2 separate regions of the Homo sapiens genome follow, and region 1 is linked to region 2. The links are chromatin contacts, found by Hi-C or POLR2A ChIA-PET in ENCODE. All regions are on one chromosome and are shown on one strand. Each heading gives the region's core, a stretch centred on a gene start or an enhancer-like site at or near the end of the contact. The rest is flanking DNA. Distances are from core to core; before and after follow the strand shown. Region 1 overlaps NID1 (nidogen 1). Region 2 holds the start of LINC02768 (long intergenic non-protein coding RNA 2768).

Evidence for each region. A loop is a pair of places that touch in the nucleus more often than their neighbours do. ChIA-PET counts read pairs that join two places held with the same protein, here RNA polymerase II (POLR2A). Pooled maps may share reads with other maps.
Region 1: a map of heart left ventricle shows a loop between it and region 2 (2.0-fold over the local background). The contact joins the enhancer-like site here to the promoter of LINC02768 in region 2. A Hi-C loop is called at or near these places in 6 of 168 maps with a recorded cell type or tissue (Right ventricle myocardium inferior, endothelial cell of umbilical vein, gastrocnemius medialis and 2 more) and 6 of 50 pooled maps. POLR2A ChIA-PET finds 5 or more read pairs at or near these places in 10 of 52 experiments (A673, BJ, GM12878 and 7 more).

Annotation. Positions count from the first base shown.
Region 1 is chr1:236,013,310-236,018,835 of GRCh38, reverse strand. NID1 (nidogen 1) reads left to right here. Exons shown (of 20, transcript NM_002508.3): 10 at 1,563-1,688; 11 at 5,276-5,425. Among named protein-coding and RNA genes, the nearest start is that of LINC02768, 44 kb to the right of the region's middle. Within about 2 kb of position 1,860, at least 13 of the 41 ENCODE cell types and tissues checked have a DNase peak (open chromatin) inside an H3K27ac peak, as active enhancers do; they include PC-3, gastrocnemius medialis, heart left ventricle and 1 more, where a contact is called at or near this core.
Region 2 is chr1:235,968,953-235,974,785 of GRCh38, reverse strand. LINC02768 (long intergenic non-protein coding RNA 2768) reads left to right here and starts at 2,275. Exons shown (of 3, transcript NR_183724.1): 1 at 2,275-3,025. RefSeq lists an enhancer at 2,687-2,736 and a silencer at 5,551-5,751.

The DNA of each region.
Region 1 (5,526 bases), core at 611-3,110, 44 kb before region 2:
AGAGATTTATGAGGGGGAGAAGAGCTGTGTGGTCTCGGCCATTATGAGAAACATGTCTTATTTGTTTTAGGTCTAAAACATGTCTAAATTTGTTTTAGGCTAGGGGCTGTGGCTCACGCCTGTAATCCCAGCACTTTGGGAGGCCCTCCTCATGCACATCTCAGGGTTTTAGAAATGCCAGAAGTAGCTGTCTACACTCTGAGTATGAGGTTGACGTGGGAAGGACCTTGTGTAACTGTTCATTTCAACCCATCAGTGGCCACATAACCAGGGGGAATGACAGGTTAGCTCAGTTTCTTGCCTGGGCCCACCAGCCTTACACAAGTGGTAGCCACAGCCTGGCCCCCAAAGCCTGGCGGCCATCTGAGGGGCGTGTTCCCAGAGTTAGCCAAATTCATCACCATGGCTGGGGTGTTGGATGAATCTCTAGTTAGTATAATCATAGCTGGGTGTCTGGAACATTGTTGGGTGCTTCTCTGACCTCCATCCATTTTCCGTAATCTGCAGAAGAACCCTCAAGATGAGTAGTAGTATACTTATTTACCAAAGGGAGAACTGAGGCTGAGTAGTTGGATAACTTGCCCAAGACCACACAAGTTAATAGCTAAAGGAAGCAGGATTTGAACCTAGCTATGTCCAACTCCAAAGCCTATGTTTGTTTGCTCCACGTTACCCCATGATGGTGGCTGTAGTATTGTCATATAAAAGGACATCACTCTCTTTGTTCATTTACAATCTCATGAGTGAATGACTTCCCTTTTAGTCCATTAAGCCCTAGATAATATTCAAAAATTCACAATTAAGCTGTAAATTGTTCAATTTTCCTTTGTAACAGTAACAGAGAAAGTAATATTTTCGAATAATAGCATATTTAAATATACTCTCAAGTTTAGGATTTGAAAGTATATTTAATATTCAGAGACTCTCAGTATTCAGAGTCCAGAGATGTGTCTCTGTGTCCTTGTAACATGTATTTGGCAATCTAATGGGAAAGACTCGTGTTCAGGGGCCCCAGGCTCAGAAATTAACTCTAGGAGAGGTGGGGGAAGCACACGTTTCCTTAGGAGAAAGGCATGGGGATCACTCTCTCCAGTTATGCACAGACAAAAATTGTATTTAACACTACTTTTGATACATAGAAAATTTATTTTAGGCTAGGGGCGGTGGCTCACGCCTGTAATCCCAGCACTTTGGGAGGCCAAGGCGGGTGGATCACGAGGTCAGGAGTTTGAGACCAGCCTGGCCAACATGCTGAAACCTCATCTCTACTAAAAATACAAAAATTGGCCAGGCGTGGTGGCACACACGTGTAATCCCAGCTACTGGGGAGGCTGAGGCAGGAGAATCACTTGAACCCTGGAGGCAGAGGTTGCAGTGAACCGAGATTGCACCATTGCACTCCAGCTCTGGGCGACAGAGCAAGACTCCATCTCGGAAAAAAAAAAAGAAAATTTTGTTTTAAAATTGATCTATTCTTAGGTGACAATGCTATTTTATTATAGTCAGTAATGTTTGAAGAGCTTTAAAAAAAAGCCTGCAGTAAAAAAAAATTTTTGCTGCAGATATTGATGAATGTTCAGAACAACCCTCAGTGTGTGGGAGCCACACAATCTGCAATAATCACCCAGGAACCTTCCGCTGCGAGTGTGTGGAGGGCTACCAGTTTTCAGATGAGGGAACGTGTGTGGGTAAGTTCTCCAGGTAACTTTTCGAAACAGTATTCACATGGTGTGCATTAGCTCTTATGCAAAAGTTCTGGTCCCAGGTAAAATGAGTCTGGTCAAGTTGGAAGGTGCTGGGAAGAGCAATTTATAAAGATGAATCAGACTTAGCCTCTGCCCTCCAACTATCTGGAGAGTCACAAGTGTAATGAGTAAGCAACATTATTGCCTACACTAGTAATACCATCGCCTCACCTGTTGCCAGCTTTTGCATTACATTTGCCTCTTATAAACTTCTTTTAATCATTTTCATTATGCTTTTAATAACTATAAGCTATTAGACATGTTTCTTCCAGTAATTAGTAGCCTTGGGGTTCACATTGAGGGAGCACCTTATAGGTACTTTTGGATCATTACCTATCTTAGATTGAATTCTACTTTAGTTACACCTAAAATTCCAACTGGGGTCATTCTATTTATGGATTTTAATTTTACCAACCACGAGCAGCAGCATAATTTCTTAGCCTTATAGAAGTAAGTTGCGGCTATTAATTAGGTTAATTATGCTCTTGCTGAATGATGATTTGGGTGATGATGAGGATGGGTCAGCCACGAACAGCCAGATTGTTTAAATTCTTCCTCTTTTTCCTCCTGCTGCACTTTGACCTGGTCGTTCAAGATTCTTGTTCCCAGGTCTGGAGGGTGCCATGTCAAATGCGCATCTGAACTCAACATGTCTTCCCAATTTAAAACAGATTCCTCTTGTACCATGTCAGCAAACCATCTTCTTGCCTCTTCCTCACTGTTCGCTAAACCCTAGAATGTTTTCTTTTTGCTCTGTCTCAAAGCTTGGGTAAGCCTGCCAAGGTCGTGGGGTGAGGTGGTGTCTTGAGGGTGGGAGGGAACAGGCAGTTCTCATATTTTGAGTGTGACCCAAACATCTGTGAGCTCAGGGAGGCCAGTCCCCTCTGCACAGTTGAGATTTTCACTCTGCTGAAGTTACTTCTTTTTTTTTTTTCCTCAGTAGGGAACATCAGTTTCTGTGTATTTGACCTGATTTCTTTCTCTGCTTTTTGAGGCTAAGCAGATTCAAACGTTTAATTTTAATGGCCATACCATTTACATTACACTTCGGCTCAAGCTTGGGCAGTGGATACTTTATCCCTTGGGTGCTGATGTGCACAGTAACTGAGATCCATCCTGGGACACCTGTGTGGAGCATGGTGACCTGGGTTTCTGGATCCAGTCATTCCTGATGTCCACACTCACTGAAGGGGCAGGCTGGGATGCAAGACAGGTGCTGGGCAAATGTCTGCTTCAGACATTTACTTTTGAGGAAGACAACCTCTCTGGGGCTCAGTTCCTCGTCTGTAAAATGAAGTGATTAGACCGGATCATTGGTTTCCTGTGACCCATGGAGCTCTTGGAGGTGCCTCAGGAGCTGTCAAGGAGGACACAGGCCAGCTGTGGGCAGGCTCTTGTCCTCTCCCCTGAGCTCTAGCCTCCCTTTTTTTTTTTTTTTTTTTTGAGACAGGGTTTTGCTATTGTCACCCAGGCTGGAGTGCAATGGCGCGATCTTGGCTCACTGCAACCTCTGCCTCCTGGGTTCAAGAGATTCTCCTGCCTCAGTCTCCCAAGTAGCTGGAATTACAGGCATGCACCACCACTCCCAGCTAAGTTTTGTATTTTTAGTAGAGACGGGGTTTCACCATGTTGGCCAGGCTGGTCTTGAACTCCTGGCCTCAGGTGATTTGCCTGCCTTGGCCTCCCAAAATGCTGGGATTACAGGTGTAAGCCACCACGCCCGGCCTACATATTTGAGGGAGAACATCTTCACCCCTTTTAATTGGCTCCTTTGAGACTCACTGCGCAGAGAGAAGGCTCACTGTAGAACCAAGTCTGCCTACACGCATTCAAAGAAATAACTCTGGCTTGTCACTGAGTAATTGAGTGGTCATTCCATCTCTCTTGGAATTCCTTGTTGAAACAGTGTTCTAGGTCGGAAGCCTGCACTGGGAAGGTTACCCTGCAGGTCAGAATGGGGCAAGGTGAAGAAATAAATGGGGCAAGGTGTGCTCTGCCAACTGTGAGGGGCTGGGGGCTCAGGCAGGGCCTGTGGACTGACCAGGAGGAATTCTCTTTTCATGAGGATTGGTATCCATTATCGGGGAAGGGATGTTTGTGGACTTCCATCTTTGGCATTTTCTGTAAACTCATAACTCTCTTTTCCACTGGGAACCAACTTTTGCAGTTAATTGAAATGTGCAAAACATGTTTTTGTGAAGGAAAGGTGGGCCTCAGCTTGCCCATAAGTCAGCTTGATGTGAAGATGTAGATACCCCTCTGAATGGACATAGCCCTGTGACACTGGGCTGGCATATGGAGTGTGGTGAACTTGAGGTCCTACTTCTCCTCCCCTAGGCATCTTGGTGCAGGGCATGATGGCATGCATCAGCTCTTCTCTTGAGGGAAGAACAGGGCCCAGGCTTAGGCAAAAAGCTGTAGCAGTTAACTTCCAGTATGCCAAGCACAGAGAGGCCAGTAGATGGGACTGTGATTCTCTTAAGGGTCCTGATGATAGAACTCATGGAAGGAGGGCTGAGGAGGAGGTGAGTGTCACAGAGGCTAGCTGATAATGCCCCATCTTGTGCTGTTGCCTCAAGATGGAAGGCAAAGGTTGAGGTCTACAGGGTGATTTTCAGCTGGTTCAGTTACTCTGGGGTTCCTAAGGCACCATTGCATTTTGCTTCTGATTTTCTAAAAGAACTCAGAGCCAGGACAGAGTCCCATCCTCACAATGTCAGAACACAAATCATTCCCTCCCATCAGGCTTTGTGTAGTTGGATTATCCCAGATGAAGGAGGACTCATGTTTTTCCTCCATGAGTCTTCTTAAGATTGATTTCAGTTTGTCCTACCTTAAGTGCAGACAGACAGAGAAAGAGAGAGAGAGAGTTGAGGGGGTGGGGGGAAGAACATAAGGCAATTTATCTAAGGCCATGTGGTTGACCCATGGTACCTGGTATATACCAAGGCTGCCTACTCCAAAGGCTCACAGTCTTCCAACCATAGCTGTCTCCCTGCCTTAGAAACATTTATTTGTCCTTCCTTGGTGGCAAGTGGGTGACTGACTTGGGCATTTGTAGTGAATGTTCCACCTGTACAGGGTGGGCCAAGGCTGAAGACACCACATGGAAGTCTCAGCTCCTTTCCTCCAAGCAGTCTCAACAGAGTTGCCATCAGAAGTGTGGCATCTGCAGATGTCCCACCCCCATATCCAGATGAAGGGAAAGTTGGGTCCTGGGGACCTGTGATGGGGATCTAGTTTGGAGAGTGGCCTGAGACAGACCCCCAGAGTGAAACTGAGGTCAAGCCAGGTGGAATGACAAACCACGGTGTCAGTCAGCCAAGACCCATCAGAGGCAGAACCCAGGTGGGAGGAAACGGTGAAAGCAGTAGTACCAGCCCAGTGAGGAGTGGGGTGCAGGTGAAGCTGTGGACATGCCTAGAGGTCTAGGGTCCAGGCATGGTCTCTCTTTATAGAGCTGGGAGGGGCATGTGGCCTGCTCAGGGGACTTTCTTCCTAAGACTGTGCATCAACCTTTTGTTCTGAAGCTGTCGTGGACCAGCGCCCCATCAACTACTGTGAAACTGGCCTTCATAACTGCGACATACCCCAGCGGGCCCAGTGTATCTACACAGGAGGCTCCTCCTACACCTGTTCCTGCTTGCCAGGCTTTTCTGGGGATGGCCAAGCCTGCCAAGGTGTGTGGTTGCTCTGATCTTCCCCTGTGTGTAACCTGAGAAAGTTTCCTAGGTGGTACCTGTCATGTGCCAATCACCAACTCACTCCCAAATAGAAGAAA
Region 2 (5,833 bases), core at 1,026-3,525:
ATTTTGGAATTCAGGATCTTAGGGAACACTTGCAGCACCCAGGAGAAAGCTTGATGAGGAGGCTGGCAAGTTTTGGTCAATTTCAGCTCTTTACTTAGTGGTGACTACCACCCACCTTGATCAGCCCCAGGGCAGTCAGTTGTGGGGACAGCAGCTCAGGTACTTAGTGTGGCTTGCTGGAGCCAGGTTGGACAATAAAGACCCAGTTTTCCAAAAACCAAGGTTGTGGGTTCTGATTACTGATTGCTGCTTTTGATCCTTGAGGGGCTAGCATATAGGGAAAAATTTTCATGATACTGGGTTTGTCAAACATTTCTTGGACATATCAAAAGCACCAGCAACGAAAGAAAAAAACAGGTAAGCTGGACTTCATCAAAATTAACATTTTTGCATCAAAGGATACTATCAAGAGAGTAAAAAGACAACCCATGGAATGGGAGAAAATATTTGCAAACTCTATATGTGATAAGGAATTAATATTCAGAATATAACTACATTTCAACAACAAAAGCAAACAATTTAAAAATGAGTAAAGGATTTGAATAAACATTTATATGAAGAAGATATACAAATGGCCAATAAGCATATGAAAAGATGCTCAATATCATTAGTCATTAGGTAAATGCAAATAAAAACCACAATTTGACACCAGTTTACAGTATTAAGATGGCTTTTATCAAAACAAAACAAAACAAAACAAGTACTGGAGAGCATCTGGAAACGTTGTCCGTTGCTGATGGGAATGAAAACAGACAGCTTGGTGGTTCCTCAAAAAGTTGAATATAGAATTACTATATGATCCAGCAGTTCCACTCCTAGGACTATACCCAAAATAATAGAAAACAAGGGCTGGAACAGATGCTTCTGTGTTACTGTCCATTGCAATATCATTCACTGTAGCCAAAAGATGGAAACAACCCAAGTGTCCATCAACAGATGAATGGATAAACAAAATACGTTATGTACATAAAATGGAATATCACTGAGCCTAACAAATGAAATCCTGATACATGCTACAACACAGATGAACCGTCAGGACATTATGCTGTGGGAAATAAGCCAGACACAAACTATCAAGCAATATATGCGCTTCCATTTATATGAGGTATCTAGAATGTACCAATTCATGGAGACTGAAAGTAGATCAAAGGTTACCGGGGGCTGTGGGGAGGTGGAATGGAGAGTTATTGCTCGATGGCTACAGAATTCTTACCTGGGAAAATGAAAAGTATTGGAAATAGTGGTGATGGTTGCACAATATTGCGAATGTAATAAATGTCAGTGACTTGTACACTTAAGAATTATTAATGGCTGGGCACGGTGGCTCACGCCTGTAATCCCAGCACTTTGGGAGGCCAAGACGGGCGGATCACAAGGTCAGGAGATCAAGACCATCCTCGCCAACATGGTGAAACCCCGTCTCTACTAAAATGTAAAAAATTAGCCGGGTGCGGTGGTGCGCACCTGTAGTCCCAGCTACTCAGGAGGCTGAGGTAGAGGAATCGCTTGAACCCGGGAGGCGGAGGTTGCAGTGAGCTGAGATCGTGCCATTGCACTCCAGCCTGGCAACAGAGCAAGATTCTGTCTCAAAAAAAAAAATTATTAACATGGCAAATTTCATGATATATACATATTTTACAATTTTTAAAATTAATAATGTAATATACCCAAAACCATTGCAGGTACACTTTGGGTGAATTACATAGCATGTGAATTATATCTCAATAAAGCTGTTTTGGGTGGGCACAGTGGCTCACATCTGTAATCTCAGCACTTTAGGAGGCTGAGGCAGGAGGACAACTTGAGGCCAGTAATTTGAGACCAGCCTGGGCAATATAGTGAGACCCCCATCTCTACAAAATCTTTTAAAAATTAGCCGGGTGTAGTGGCAAGTGCCTGTAGTCCTAGCTACTCAGGAGGCTGAGGCAGGAGGATTGCTTGAGCCCGGGAGTTTGAGGTTACAGTGAGCTATGATCATGCCGCTGCACTCCAGCCTGGGCCACAGAGCAAGACCCTGTCAAATAAATAAATAAGCTGTTTTTTAAAAATCACTGTAATTAAAAACAAAAACTCCTGGATACCTAAGGTTGGCAAAATGCTGATCGTTGTTGTGGCTGGCCGAATTCTAAAGATTTCAAGATTCTAATTTTGTACTGCTCTGAAGGGACTTTGCAGATGGAATTTAGATGACTAAGTAGCTGACGTTAAAACAGGCAAATTATCCTGGGTTATCCAGGCAGGCCCTTAAAAACAGAGGAGGGAGGCAGAAGAGTCAGAGAGATAAGGCAGAAACAGAAAGCGGGAGAGGAGAGGGTGAAGGGGGAGAGGGACTATTTACACTTCCCTTTAGGTTACAGGCACAGAGAAACCTTTAGGCTGAACTTAAAATATGTGAGTAGCTTTAAGCTAAACTTGATTTAACAGGGAAAAACAGGACTTTGCAAAAATTCTTTTAGGGAGTGTACTATCGAGCACATTTGAAGACCACAGGTCTCGAAAGCGGGGAAGACGGGACCCAGAGTCCCCCGCAGCAGCGTCACGGCCCAGCTCTGGTTCTCAAGTTGGGCTGCTGTTTTTCCCCTTTTTCTCATCCGCCAGGATGCCAGGCGCTGCTGAAAGCTGCAGCCGAAAGGATTTAGAATTCCTTACAACGGAGAAAGGGTCTTTGCTCAGACAACATGGACTTAAGAGACGGAAGGGCCAAAAAGGCTTGAAAACAGGCTCGAAGAGCGGCTTCCTGGTAGCTAGAAGCTTAAGTGGGGACAGATGAGCTTAACTGGCAAGCCTGCGTGTGTGCTCTCCAGCCCCCGTGATTCAGTTTAAATCTGGGCGGGTCTCCTCAAAGACAGTTCCAGAAGGGGCCACGTGAGGGCAGTAAGAGCCTCTCAATGCCTGTTTTTGGGGGAAGAGAGAAGTGAGGGCGGAGCGCGGGGAGCGTCCCAGGCCTGGCTACCCGGATAACTTCCCCAAAAGAAGCTATGCTCGGGCCTTCCCATCGTCCCACTCAAGAGCTTTCTTCATATTGGTGAGTTGCCCAACTGCTAGCAAAAGAACTTCCCAATTATGGTCAAGCCTCTTCATCTAAATTCAGATTTCCACCAAATAGCCCAGCCCTTTTCCTCCCCAAGTCATCTCCTTACTCAAACATTTGCAGACATTCGTCACACGAGATCCCCAGCCGTGGGCTCAGCATCTTACACCGAGGTACGAAAACACAGAAGTATTCCTGAGTGTATTCTGTGTATGCAAAAGTGCATACGTCTCCTTATGGACCAGGTTCTGAGTGAATCTAAGTGGAAAACACGGAATAGCAGGCTAATTCCAGAAAATGCAGGGCTTTTGCAAATAAGTGGGCGTCTAGTCACTAAGCAGGTAGTAATAACAGGTGATGCTAAATGATTGCTTCGAACCACTTTGTTAAGGGGATCAGAGAAGGGAGAAGGCTCAGGAGAGAGAGTGCAGCAAGAAGCTTTTATTAGCTGGATGGAAATGGGAAAACTAACTCAGGATAACCTTATGTAGTAGAATTTATTGTGCCCATTGAGTAAGTCAGGAAACTGAGGGTTAAGGAGGTGAAGTAACTTGGCAAAGGTCACGCCGTCAGAGCAGAGTCCAGTTCCAGATTTGGTTTACTCTAAATACCCTTCCTCACCCCCCTTTTTAAGAAATACCTTAAATGAAAATTTATTTTTACTTTATCTTACATTATTATTTATTTGTATTCAGCACATTTTCATTTAGAAAGTTGGAAAATAAAGGCACAAGAAAAACAAATAACAGTAATTTCATTACTCAATAATGGCCTCATCACTACAATCTTGTCCAGAAATGTTGTAAACACACACACACAATACTTTTACATATATTTTTGTAAGATATATATATAACAAAAAATGTGATCCTGTGATACTTTTCCGTATTTTTGTTTTCCATTTAAATAAATGTGCATATGAACATTACTTTGATCAACTACATAATAGTATCATACTCTATTATATGGACAATAAACTCTCACCAGTTCATTTATTGATGAACTTTTAGGGTGTTTCTATGTGTTTTTTGATGTGATAAATAACAATAAACCAATAAACACCCACATACTAATATCAGTGTCCTTTTTTTTTTTTTTTTTTTTTTTTTGAGAGTCACGCTCTGTTGCCCAGGCTGGAGTGCAGTGGTGCAATCTCAGCTCACTGCAACCTCCGCCTCCCGGGTTCAACAATTCTCCTGCCTCAGCCTCCCGAGCAGCTGCGACCACAGGCATGTGCCACCATGCCCAGCTAATTTTTTATATTTGTAGTAGGGATGTGGTTTCACCATGTTATCCAGGATGGTCTCAATCTCCTGACCTCATGATTCACCCGCCTCGGCCTCCCAAAGTGCTGGGATTACAGGCATGAGCCACCACGCCCGACCCTCAGTGTCCTTATTAATATCTTTAGGATAAATTTCAACTCAGGATTATTTAAAAATTTAAGACTTTCAATAGATACTCCCCAACTGCCTTACAGAAAGTTTGTACCACTTTATACTTCCACCAGCGGGAGTGTTGGAGAGGGCCCGTTTACCTATGTTTTTGCCTTTGCATAGTTTATTTTTTCATTTTTGCCAATTACATAGGTGGTGTTTGTTTATTAAAATTTACATTATTGGCTGGTTGCAGTGACTCACGCCTGTAATCCCAGCACTTTGGGAGGCCAACATGGGAGGACTGCTTGAAGCTAGGAGTTTGAGGCCCATCCTGGGCAACATACTGAGGCTCAGTCTCTAAAAAGAAAAAAAATTACACTCTTTAAGTTGCGGTAAACTTTTGAAATGCACACTAGCCACTTAAAGTTCTTTTGTCAATTGTCCTTCTAGTCCTCAGTTCTTTTTTCTAATTGGGAGAATCTCACTGATTTATAAGTGTCCTTTACATTTTAAAGCTAATTAACCTTTTGTTGTCTATTTTGCAAATAATATTCCCCAAGGGTTTGTTGTTGTTGTTGTTGTTTGTTTGTTTGTTTGTTTTTTTGAGACAGGGTTTTGCTCTGTTGCCCAGGCTGGAGTGCAATGGCGTGATCTTGGCTCACTGCAATCTTGGCTCACTGCAACCTCTGTCTCCTGGGTTCAAGCTATTCTCCTGCCTCAGCCTCTCCAGCAGCTGGGATTACAGGCATGTGCCACCACACCTGGCTAAGTTTTGTATTTTTAGTAGAGATGGGGTTTCACCATGTTGGCCAGGCTGGTCTTGAACTCCTGACCTCATGATCTGCCAGCCTCAACCTCTCAAAAAGTGCTGGTTACAGGCGTGAGCCACTGCGCCCAGCTTTTTTGTTGGTTTTTTGTTCTGGGGGATTTGGGGACATACGGAAGGTTTTAATCTACATGTAGTCAATTCCTGCTCAGTACGAATTAGAACAAAAGTACCAGCCAAGAAGTCATGAGGCGGAAAATGTCCAGGCTGCACCCTGTGGCATATGGTATTTTCCAAAATGGCCTGAACACAATCTCCCACCCCACATATTCTTACAATGGTGTGTCGATGTGATATTGACATTCCTCTCACCAAGAACTAGGGCCTATGTCCCTCTCCTTGAATCTGGATGGGCCTATGACTATAGCAGAGGGGATGACATGTGGGTTCTGAGGCTGGGTCATACAAGGTGAAACAGCTTCCGTCCAGTCTTCTTGGGATTCTCTCTCTCCGGTTCTGTGATAGGAGGAAGCTCAGGCCACATGAAGAGGCCATGTGCCTGGGGTGGCAGCTCCAACTGTAGCCTCAGCCTACAGCAGACATCAATCACTAGACATGCAAACAAAGAGACCGCCCCCGTGACTCCAGCCCAAGCCA